Regions from separate parts of the Homo sapiens genome. Here region 2 is linked to region 1. A link is an interaction called in ENCODE POLR2A ChIA-PET data of the cell type or tissue named here. Cell type or tissue: B cell. All regions are shown on one strand. Each heading gives the region's core, and the rest is flanking DNA. Links, peaks and the distances in the headings are about the cores only. Region 1 overlaps LOC105371376 (a long non-coding RNA gene). Region 2 has its middle 55 kb from the start of COTL1.

Evidence for each region. ChIA-PET counts read pairs that join two places held together with the same protein. Peaks named below come from ENCODE experiments on the same cell type or tissue, not always from the same donor. Only the 100,000 strongest peaks of a DNase experiment are listed, where the experiment ranks them.
Region 2: POLR2A ChIA-PET joins it to region 1 with 5 read pairs; 5 of 35 experiments call an interaction of 5 or more read pairs at or near these places.

What each region holds. Positions count from the first base shown.
Region 1 is chr16:84,637,104-84,643,700 of GRCh38, forward strand. It overlaps LOC105371376 (a long non-coding RNA gene), which reads right to left. Exons shown (of 4, transcript XR_933817.2): 4 at 5,546-6,597. Among named protein-coding and RNA genes, the nearest start is that of KLHL36, 8.1 kb to the right of the region's middle. RefSeq lists an enhancer at 3,830-4,388. In B cell, for the core only: no CTCF peak of the experiment used is centred there; a DNase peak (open chromatin) is centred at 4,268; H3K4me3 peaks cover 913 bases; H3K27ac peaks cover 2,522 bases.
Region 2 is chr16:84,560,770-84,564,807 of GRCh38, forward strand. No RefSeq gene overlaps it. Among named protein-coding and RNA genes, the nearest start is that of COTL1, 55 kb to the right of the region's middle. RefSeq lists enhancers at 452-1,219, 1,220-1,987. In B cell, for the core only: no CTCF peak of the experiment used is centred there; DNase peaks (open chromatin) are centred at 1,862 and 2,272; H3K27ac peaks cover 1,875 bases.

The DNA of each region.
Region 1 (6,597 bases), core at 2,598-6,597:
GTCCATTCTTTGGGCCAATCACTGTAGCCAAGGAATAGGCGCCTATGATTGGCTGGACCTGGCCATGTGCCCATGGGGGTGTGTTATGAGGGGTTCTCAGATGGACAGCTTCAACAGAGATTAGCAGCTGCAACAGAAACTTCTGGAAAGGCATTGAGGAGAAAGAGCTCCCTAAAGGGAGGTGCAGCTGTTGATCCATACCCCTTAGGCTTTAATCTTTGGCTGCCAGTATCTGCGACTCTGGGCCTGAGGGCTTTTCCCCAAAATCACGGAAGATCGCTCTCCCAATTATCCAGCAGGTTGCAAGTGGGGGCTAATTAATACCTGTGAGCAGCTGTCAGCCAATACTGCCAGGATGGATGTGTGAGTACCCCGACGCCCCCCTGGGTGGGATGGCTCTTCTCTATGGTATGAGGCCCCTGTTACCCTCATCAGTGACACGCTTTATCATGCCTTTAGGATCCATTCTCTCCCCTGTCTCACTTCCCCTCCCAATCAGTGCTTCCGGCACTTTCCAAATTAACTACTCAAACTTGAGGCCCAACTTCAGGGGCGGCTTTAGGGGGAGCCTAGACTAAGGAAAACTGGATTGGTGGGAGCAGGGGTCACCGCTCTGCGGGAAGGAAGACAGAACCAGTCACTGTCAGCCCCAGCCCCGCCTACTCATTCAGTCACTCATTTGTGGCATCCTAAGTCAGCTTTCTCTTCCTTTCCTTTTCTTTTCTTCTCTTCTTTCCTCTCCTCTCCTCTCCTCTCTTCTCTTCTTTTCTTTTCCCTTTCTTTTCCCCTCCTCTCTTCTCCTCTCCTCTCCTCTTTTCTTTTTTTCTGAGACAGATTCTCACTCTGTGGCCCAAGCTATAGTGCAGTGATGCAGCCACTGCTCACTGCAGCCTTGACCTCAAGTGATCCTCCCACCTCAGCCTCCTGAGTAGCTGGGACTGCAGGCACATGCCACCTCGCCTGGCTAATTTTTATATTTTTTGTAGAGATGGGGTTTCACCATGTTGCCCAGGCTGGTCTCCAACTCCTAGGCCAAAGCGATCCATCTGCCAGGGCTTCCCAAAGCGCTGGGCTTGCAGGCATGAGCCACCGTGTCCTGCCAGGCCAGGTTTCTAAGAAGCGGGACCTGAGATATGGATTCCTGTGCAGTGGTTTATTGAGGAGGGGCTCTCAGGAGACATGTATAGGGAGAAGAGGGAAATAGGGCATGACAAGGCAGGGAGAAAGCCTGGCACAGACGCGTCGCTGCAGGATCCTGGCCTCAGCCTGATCCCCAGGGAGCTGTGGAGCATGGCTAGGGCCACACGCTTGACCTCTCTACCTTGAGGCAAGGGAGCCAGACCTTTATACCCTGCTGATGGCCAGTCACGGCTGCACGCTGCCCTCGGCAACCAGGGAGCGAGGCTGGAAGCTTTCAGGCACTTTCAGTATTCTCCTACCCAAGGGGCTGGAAAGTCCCAGCAGGCAGGAGATGGGTGCAGGGGTCCAGAACTAGGGATGTGGGTGAGGCCTGGACAGCATCCTCTGCTTGTGGCTTGCAAGTGATAAGAAAAAGGAGCCTCTCAGCTGCTGAGATTTTTAAGCAGACAACAAATGTATATTGAATGTGACAAAGAGTTAGAATATGTGAGTTTCATCTTTACAAAGTTTACAATCTACTTGTGGAGTTTAAAATACAGCTACTGGCTGGTTGTAGTGGCTCATATCTGTAATCCCAGCACTTTGGGAGGCTGAGGCAGGAGGATCACTTGAGCCCAGGAGTTTGAGACCAACCTGGGCAACATGGCGAGACCTCTTCTCTGCAAGAAATTAAAAAATTAGGGGACGTTGGGCGGAGGGAGAGAGCAGAAAAGATAACTATTGGGTACTGGGCTTAATACCTGGGTGATGAAATATGTATAACAAACCCCTGTGACATGTGTTTGCCTGTGTAACAAACCTTCACATGTACCCCCAAACCTAAAATAACAATTTAAAAAATAAAATTAAAGTTAAAATTAAAAATTAGCCAGGTGTGGTGGTGTGCACTTGTAGTCCCAGCTACTCGGGAGGCTGAGGTGGGAGGATCACTTAAGCCAGGGAGGTCGAGACTGTAGTGAGCTCTGATCATACCATTGCACTCCAGCCTGGGGGACAGAGAGCAACTCTGTCTCAAAAAAAAATAAAAATAAAAATTGATATGGTTTAGCTGTGTCCCCACCCAAATCCCATCTTGAATCATAGCTCGCATAATTCTCACACGTTGTGGGAGGGACCTGGTGGGAGATAATTGAATCATGGGGGCAGTTTCCCCCATACTGTTCTCATGGTAGTGAATAAATCTCACAAGATCTGATGGTTTTTATAAGGGGAAACCCCTTTCGCTTGACTCTCATTCTCTCTTTACCTGCCACCATGTAAGATGTGCCTTTGCTCCTCCTTGCCTTCCACTGTGATCGTGAGGCCTCCCCAGCCACAGGGAAGTGTGAGTCTATTAAACCTCATTTTCTTTATTAATTACCCAATCTCAGATATGTCTTTATCAGCAGCATGATAACAGACTAATACAAAAATACAATAAAATATAGCTACTTTAATCACCCCATCCAGACACCCAACTCAGTGCTGAGTGGTTTCTGCTCTCATGGAATCCAAGGTCTGCTGCTTCCGCCCCATTTCCCACCATTCCCTGCAAGCATATTGTGGTCCAGACAGTCTGGGCTCTTCATGGGCTCAGAATGTTGCTTCGTTCTTCCAGGCCTTTGCACATGCTCTTCCCTTCACCTGGATCCCTTCTCTCCCTCATCTGCAGGGTGATCCCCCACTTACACTTTCAAATACCATTCCAACAACTCTCCTCAATGTTTATACATCATGAGTAAATTCACCTTATCCCAGGGATTCCAGGAAAGTGTAGGGTTTCTTTTTAAAGTTAGTAGAATTTACCATCCCCAGAGCAAAACAGAAAAGTCTCCAGGAGGCAGAGATGTGTGTGTGACTGACAGCAGCAGCAAGCCTGTATCAGTCACTTGTTTATGGCACCTCAGTCACCGTGCTGAGATCTATGTCATAACTTGCTAAATCCTCCCTGCAACACTTGAGGTAGGCCCTATTGTAACCCTTACCTCACAGAGGAGGAAAGGGAGGCACAGAGAGGCTTTGTAACTTGCCCAAGCTCACACAGCTGGCAAGCGGCAGAAGCAAGGGTCGATCTCAGACCATCTTTACACCAGCATGCTGTACTGAATGAATGACTGAATTAATGCAACCAGCAACACCAAAATGATGCAAGATCTAGAGAGAAGAGAGCCCTACTGAGCCAGTTCCTGCAGCGTGAGAGAAGGTCCTGGATGGCCAGTTAAAGGGTCTGGCTACAGATGGCAGAGATGGCAGTCGAGGATGGGCACCTGCTGTGTGAAGCAGGCTCCCAGGGCCCTGCAGTCCTCCTTCGCTTGGGTTCCCATGGCCAAAGGCCAGCCTCTGCCTTCCTATATCTCACGATACTGCAATTGCATGTTCATGCGCCTGCCTCTCCCACTTCAGACGCAGGGCCAGGGTTCCACTCAGCCCTTTCAGCCAGGACTGTTTGCCTCGCCTAGAAACAACCCATTTTTCTTTCTTTCTTTCTTTTGAGATGGAGTTTCGCTCTTGTCACCCAGGCTGGAGTGCAATGGCGCAATCTCAGCTCACTGTAACCGCCACCTCCAGGGCTCAAGCGATTCTCCTGCCTCAGCCTCCCAAGTAGTTGGGATTATAGGCACCCACCACCATGCCCAGCTAATTTTTGTATTTTTAATAGAGACGGGGTTTCACCGTGTTGGCCAGACTGGTCTCCAACTCCTGACCTCAGGCGATCTGCCTGCCGCGGCCTCCCAAAGTGTGGGATTACAGGTGTGAGACATCACGCTAGGCCCCATTTTTCTTTTGCCCAGGCTGGAGTGCAGTGGTACGATCTCGGCTCACTGCAACCCCTGCCTCCCGAGTAGCTGGGATTACAGGCATGCACCACCACGCCCAGCTAATTTTATTTTATTTTTATTTTTGTATTTTTAGTAGAGACAGGGTTTCACCGTGTTGGTCAGGCTGGTCTCGAACTCCTGGCCCCGTGATCTGCCCACCTTGGCCTCCCAAAGTGTTGGGATTACAGGCATGAGCCACTGTGCCTGGCCCCCATTTTTCTTAAATAAAGGAGAGAACAGGATTCAAGACTTTAGGAGCCCTGGTGAGAACACAGCCAGATCCACTCCAGAGGCAGCCGAGCAAGAAGCCACTTCCTGTCACCAGGTCAGTGTCAGAGCAGCTGCTCAGCTGACGAGGAACTGACCGTGCACTTGCTATTTCCCTAAGGAGAGGTAGGCCTGGCCTGGACTTCCAGCTTGAACTCTGCAGACAGGACCTAAGGGGTCCCAGCCTCCAGAGTTGTGTGGGACAGGCAGCTTGTCAGGGAAGGTGATGCAGGAGGTGACGTTGAAGAGGGTGACTGTGAGTTCTGAGAGGATGTGTCTGTTATTGCTGCCTGCTGCTCTGCTCCTAGAATCCCATGGGGACCTCTGAGCTTGGGGTCTGCTGTGATCAACTAACAATGGCTTCCATGGGCATGGGATGGAGAGTGAAGGCATGCATGTTAACTGTCCCCCATCCTGAGTAGCAGAGCCATGGGAGAAGGGAGCTGGGTAAATTACTAGCAATCAGCAGCGTATTAAGCACTTAGAATGTACTAGGCACCATGTTAAATGCTTTTCCTGCTCTATCTCATTTAATCCTTAAACTAACCCTAGGAGAGGAATGCTATTATTATTCCTCCTTTAGAAGGTCAGCACCATGAGGAACATAATTTTCTAATCTGCACTATTAATGCTGTGTTGTCAGCACCTAAAATAGTACCTAGCACATGGCAGACACTCAATAAGTATTTGCTGGCAAATAGATTAACTCTCATTTTGCAGATGAGGAAACTGAGGCCCAGAGTTGTACGTAACTTACTATCTCAGAGCAAAACAGAAAAGTTTCCAGGATACAGAGATGTGTGTGTGTGACTGGCAGTGGCAGCAAGTAACCAGCAAGTTGCAAGCAGCTGCGTGTGTGCCCTTCCTGCGGCAACAATGCTGGGAGGGCTTTGATCTGAGTTGCTTTGTTTTATATATGAGAGATTTGACGGGTCCAAAGGAAACGAGGCTCACACAGGGTTACCTGCTGAGCCTGGGGTCCAGCCAGGTTTGCAACCTTGAAATCCTAAGTCCCTGAGCCACTTCATTTCTATAGTTGTCAGAGAGACATGCAATCAGGTCCAGCGTGCCTTGGAGGAACAGGTTGTGGGCAATGCCAGCCTGGCTGGGGACCTCAGTGACCATTCTGTTTGAGAGTAATTCTGACCCAACAGACCCCACGACAAGAGTCAGCTCAGGCAAAACTGTGATGCACAGGAAGCCTCCTACCTGTTTCCCTCCCTCCTTCTCCATCACTCTGTCTGGGGGGCTGGTGTCTTCCTTTCATTCCAATCAAACATGATCTCTAAAAAGTGCCTGAACCTGATGAACGCTATGGTATAAATGACTACGAAAAGGTATTCATTTTTGAATCATTTCTATTTTAACAGGAATCAAAGGCTCAAGACAAAGAATACCTCTCTAAATGGCAGAAAAAGTGTCCATTTCCAAATGATTTCTGTTTTAGCAGGAATCAAAGCCTCGAGAGAAAGAACACCTCTCTAAATAGCAGAGTGTCTACCACCATCAGCAAAAGCTACAGTGTACAGGGCTTTACGTACCAGGCACTGTTCAAAGTAGTCAGCCTGTATTCATTCACGTAATTCTCACGACGGCTCCATGAGAGAGGAATAAGCGCTTCATTTAGAGATGGAGAAACTGAGGCACAACGGAGCTAAGTTGCTGGCCCAGTTCACACAGCTGGGAGTAGCCAGGTCAGGACTCCAATCCAGGCAAAGCAGAGAGAAAAATACTGGTGAGGAGGAGGGAGGAGGAAGTGGGACGTTCCAGCTGAGGAGAGGTCTTTTTTCCTTAATCTGATGTTAGGGGCCACCCAAGCACTGGGGCCAGACGCCCACCATGGCTCTGCGCATTTGCTGGTTTGGTGATCTGAGGACATCTGTTGCTTCTTGTCCTCTGGTTTAACAGTTACAAGTGTACAGGAGCATGTGGGCCAAGCATCCCGCGTGCGGACGTGATCTGGCTTGGCCTGCAGGCCTGCTCTTTCATGCCAGGCTGCAATTTTTTGAGATTACTCAACCTTCGGAAGGGAAGCTGGGCCAAGGACAGACCTTTGGTGAGAAGCAGGGGGAGTTTAGAGAATCAGCCCTCCTCCTCCTCCTCCTCCCAGCCTCCTCCCCCAGGAGACTCGGACTTGGAAACACCCAGCAGGGAAAATTGCTGCAGCAGCAGGTAGCAGTTATTATGGGACCTGGACCGCCCCTTCCAGGCCCAGCTGTTCTCTGGGAAAGCCTGGCGGCAGCTCTCACACCCTCTTCCAAATGGTCTTCAGAGGGAGACGGAGATGCTCCTCGCCCCGCCTGTTGATCTTCACCACTGCAACCTCCTGTGTCCCAGGCATGGTCAGCTTGCAGCCCTGGGGGCGGCTTCTGGTGTTCTGGTGAACTGGTTA
Region 2 (4,038 bases), core at 1-4,000, 79 kb before region 1:
ATCCCAGCACTTTGGGAGGCCGAGGTGGGCAGATCACCTGAGGTCAGGAGTTTGAGACCAACCTGGCCAGCATGGTGAAACCCCATCTCTACCAAAAACACAAAAATTAGCCAGGCGTGGTGGTGCACACCTGTAATCCCAGCTACTCAGGAGGCTGAGGCAGGAGAATTGCTTGAACCCGGGAGGCGGAGGTTGCCGTGAGGCGAGATCACACCACTGCACTCCAGCCTGGGCGACAGAGTGAGACTCCGTTGCAAAAAACAAAACAAAACAAAACAAAACAAAACACACACACAAATTAGCTGGGCATGGTGGTGGGTGCTTATAATCCCAGCTACTTGGGAGGCTGAGGCAGGAGAATCGCTTGAACCTGGGAGGCAGAGATCGTGCCACTGCATTCCTGCCTGGGCAACAGAGGGAGACTCTGCTTCAAAAAAAAAAAAAAAAGAAAAGAAAAGAAAAAAAAAAGGAATTCATTTACATTCAAACAAAAATGGAATGTTGCAGGTGCCTCATCTGTCAGGCTGGGAGGAATCTCGGAGCTGAAAGCAACCCAAGCTTCTCTCGCTCCCAGGAAGTCTCACTGTATTGATGCCACCTGGTCAGCACAGTGCACCGCAGACCAGAACTCCTGGGCTCAAGGTGTCTCCTGCCTGAGCCTCAAATACCTAGGACTACAGGTGTGCGCACTGCGCCTGGCTAGCTTTTGTTTTTATGCTGTTGGGACACCTGGCCATGGTGAAGTTTGGCCGCCTGGTCCTTCTTCCTCTTTGGATAGCAACCTGGATTACTGAAATTCCTGCTCCATCCTTCCTCCAGCCTGCAGGGAGCACCTGCTGAGGGAGTGCTGGGGAGTGCTGTTGTCCTGGTCCATGAGGCAGCTGAGGACCCCGGCAGACTAGCCAGTCTCTTTCCATTGCACAGAATGTTAGGGCTCACTCATTCATTCACTTCTGTGAAATCCTACAGCATGACCTCATGAAAAGATGCTTGAACCCGGCACTGCCTGGGTTCAAATCCTGGCTCAGCTGTTTCCTAGGTGTGTGTGGTAGGCTGTATTTCTCTTCACAAACGTTTGGTGACCCCCCTTGCAAGAGACTGGTACATCCCTGCCCGGCTGAACCTCGTATAGCTGTGTGACTTACCTTGGGAACTCTTCAGAGGAGGCAAGCATCCTGCCTAAGGTCACACGGCCTGTAGGCGGGGAACTCGGGTTCCAACCGTTCCCCTCACACTGTGCTGGCTCCCAGTCCCAGCCCCACCTTCCCAACAGGGATCGAAGAGCCATGTCTTTTGCTCCCTCCCAGACCCTGCCCAGGTGGAGACATTTGTGTACCCAAAGTGATGCCAGCCAAGCCCTAGATTCGTAGCAGCAGCCCACGGGCGGCGACACTGACAAGCAGGGGTAGAAGGATCAGACGGCTCTGTCACTGCCTCGGGGTTAGGCCTGAGCTGTTCATGGCCACAGCCCTTGCTCCAAACGAGGATGGTCCCCCAGGACTGTGCAGAGTCCCCATCGGAATCTAACAGATCACATCACGCTAAGCACCTGGCAAGGCTCAGCTCACTTAGTCCTTGTAATAAATGCATGAGGGAAGTGCTGTGATCTTTAGAGGGGGAAACTGAGGCTCAGAGAGGTGACACTACTGGCCAAGGTCATCTGGCGGGTGAACCACGGACCTCGGACTCAAACCTGAGCCCAAGGCTGAGCTCTGAGCCACGGCTGTGCTGCCTACTGTCTCTTACTGAGTCATCTGGTGGCCGCGGCCGTTTCTGGTTCTTTCAAAAAATTCTTTCTACATCACTTGGACTATGCACATTTTCTGCTTCTTGTTTCTCTCTTTTATGGTTCACTAAGAAATGGGGAACAGAAAGATTTCAACGAGGGCAGCCCATCCTCAGGGCAGGAGCTGCACGGGAACTTTCCCCCAGCCAGGGCCGCACCCTGGGCCTGGACTCCCTCACCAGCCCCAGATAACCTCTGGGGTATAAACACCTGGCACAGCTGAGAAATAGGGCTGAGTGTGGTGGTTCACGCCTGTAATCCCAGCACTTTGGGAGGCCGAGGTGGGTGGATCACAAGGTCAGGAGTTAGACACCAGCCTGGCCAACATGGTGAAACCCTGTCTCTACTAAAAACACAAAAATTCGCTGGGCATGGTGGCGGGCACCTGTAACCCCAGCTACTGGGGAGGCTGAGGCAGGAGAATCGCTGCAACCCAGGAGGCGGAGGTTGCAGTGGGCCGACATAGCGCCATTGCACTCCAGCCTGGGTGACCGAGCAAGACTCTGTCTCAGAAAAAAAAAAAAAAGGCAAGGTTTCTCTGCCTTCAGTGGTCTCATGATCCCTTGGGATCCCCAGCAAAGGCCCAAGCTGCAGTTTTCAAGTTAAAGCCAAGCTCCTTGACACACGAACAAGCTGCTTCAGACCCTGGCTCACCCGTGGGCAAACATTCCATGGAGCTTATGTCCACGCTTTCCTGTTCCTCCCCTCCTTTCCCCGCGTTCTCAGCTCAGGTACCACCTCCTTAGGGAAGCCCTCCCCCATACCCTAGCCAGATCCAGGGCCCTTGTGAGCTCTCATGGAACCTGGGCTTTTTTCTCTGAAGGAGACTTATCCTCATCTGGAAACACACACCCTCTGGTGGGACAAGCTGATTAATATCCATCATCCCTGCTAGACTCAGCCTCCTTGAGGGTGGGGGCTGTCTGAGTTTGTTCATCATCAAATCCCCATACCTAGGCCAGTGCCTGGCACATAGTAGGTGCTCAATAAACCTGTCTGCACTTGCCCTTCAAGATTCCAGTCATGGCTGGGTGCAGTGGCTCACGCCTGTAAGCCCTACACTCTGAGAGGTTGAGGTGGGAGGATCGCTCAAGTCCAGGAGTTTGAGACCAGCCTGGGCAGCATAGGGAGACCTCCTATCTAAAAAAATACAAAACTTAGCTGGGCATGGTGGTGCACACCTGTAGTCCCAGCTACTCAGGAGGCTGAGGCAGAAGGATCGATTGAGCCCAGGAGATGGAGACTGCAGTGAGCTGTGATTGTGCCGCTGCACTCCAGCCTGGGTGGCAGAGTGAGACCCTGTCTCAAAACTAACAAAATGAAAACAAACAAGATTCCACTCACGAGAGGAACCCACAGAGGGAGAGGCAGGCCTCCCTTCCAGCCCCTCCTGCCCGGGATCAGGGCCACTTCTGCAGCTGTCTGGAAAGGAAAAGCTGGCGTTCGTTGAGTCTGGCACTCCAATTTCACTCACTAGTCTGGGATAGAGGCCTCATCTGTATTTTCAAAGCTCCCAGTGATCCTAATTCACAGCCAGGGATGAGACCACAGGCCTAGGGGCAGATTTGAGAGCTGCTCATTCTTTCTAGTCTGCTTTGGGGCAGGGAGTGGGGTGGGCAGTGGGCCTGGAGGAGGGCTTGGCCGACCAGGAGATTCCAGGAGAGGATGGAAGGCTTGCGGGACGCAGTGCATGAGTGACATGAAGTCATGCACCTACTGAGCCCATGTTCTGAACGGAGCTAAAACCCGTGCACTGGGAACGGACCTAGTTTAGCTCCCTCAGCTCTGGGTATAGGAAAAGACGGAAGCCCACAGAGCTAACAAGACCAGTGGCAGGCGTGAGATAAGAACACTGCACCCTGACAGGCGCCCTTTGCCTGCACAATCCTCGCTGCTCCTTAAGCCTTTCTACACGTAGGCAATGTTGTCTATTTTGCAGATGAGGAAACCGAGGCTGAGAGGTTAACTAAATTGCCTAAATCCACACAGCTGTGAACAGATGAGCAGAAATTAGAACCCAGACGTGGCTGGGGCGGGCTGGGGCTGGGGAGGGTGGTGACCTATGGCCCCCTGCCACCCTGGGCAGCATGATCAGGGCCTTGCCCATACCTTGTAGGATTCCTTCCTGCCCTGATTTCGGCTTCTGCCCTCTCTCCGCACTCTCCCTGCCCCACACTCAGCTCCTCCAAGCCCCGCTGTCTGTGTCTGAAACTCCTCTGCCCTGATTCTGGGCTCCCACAGGGTCTGGTGTG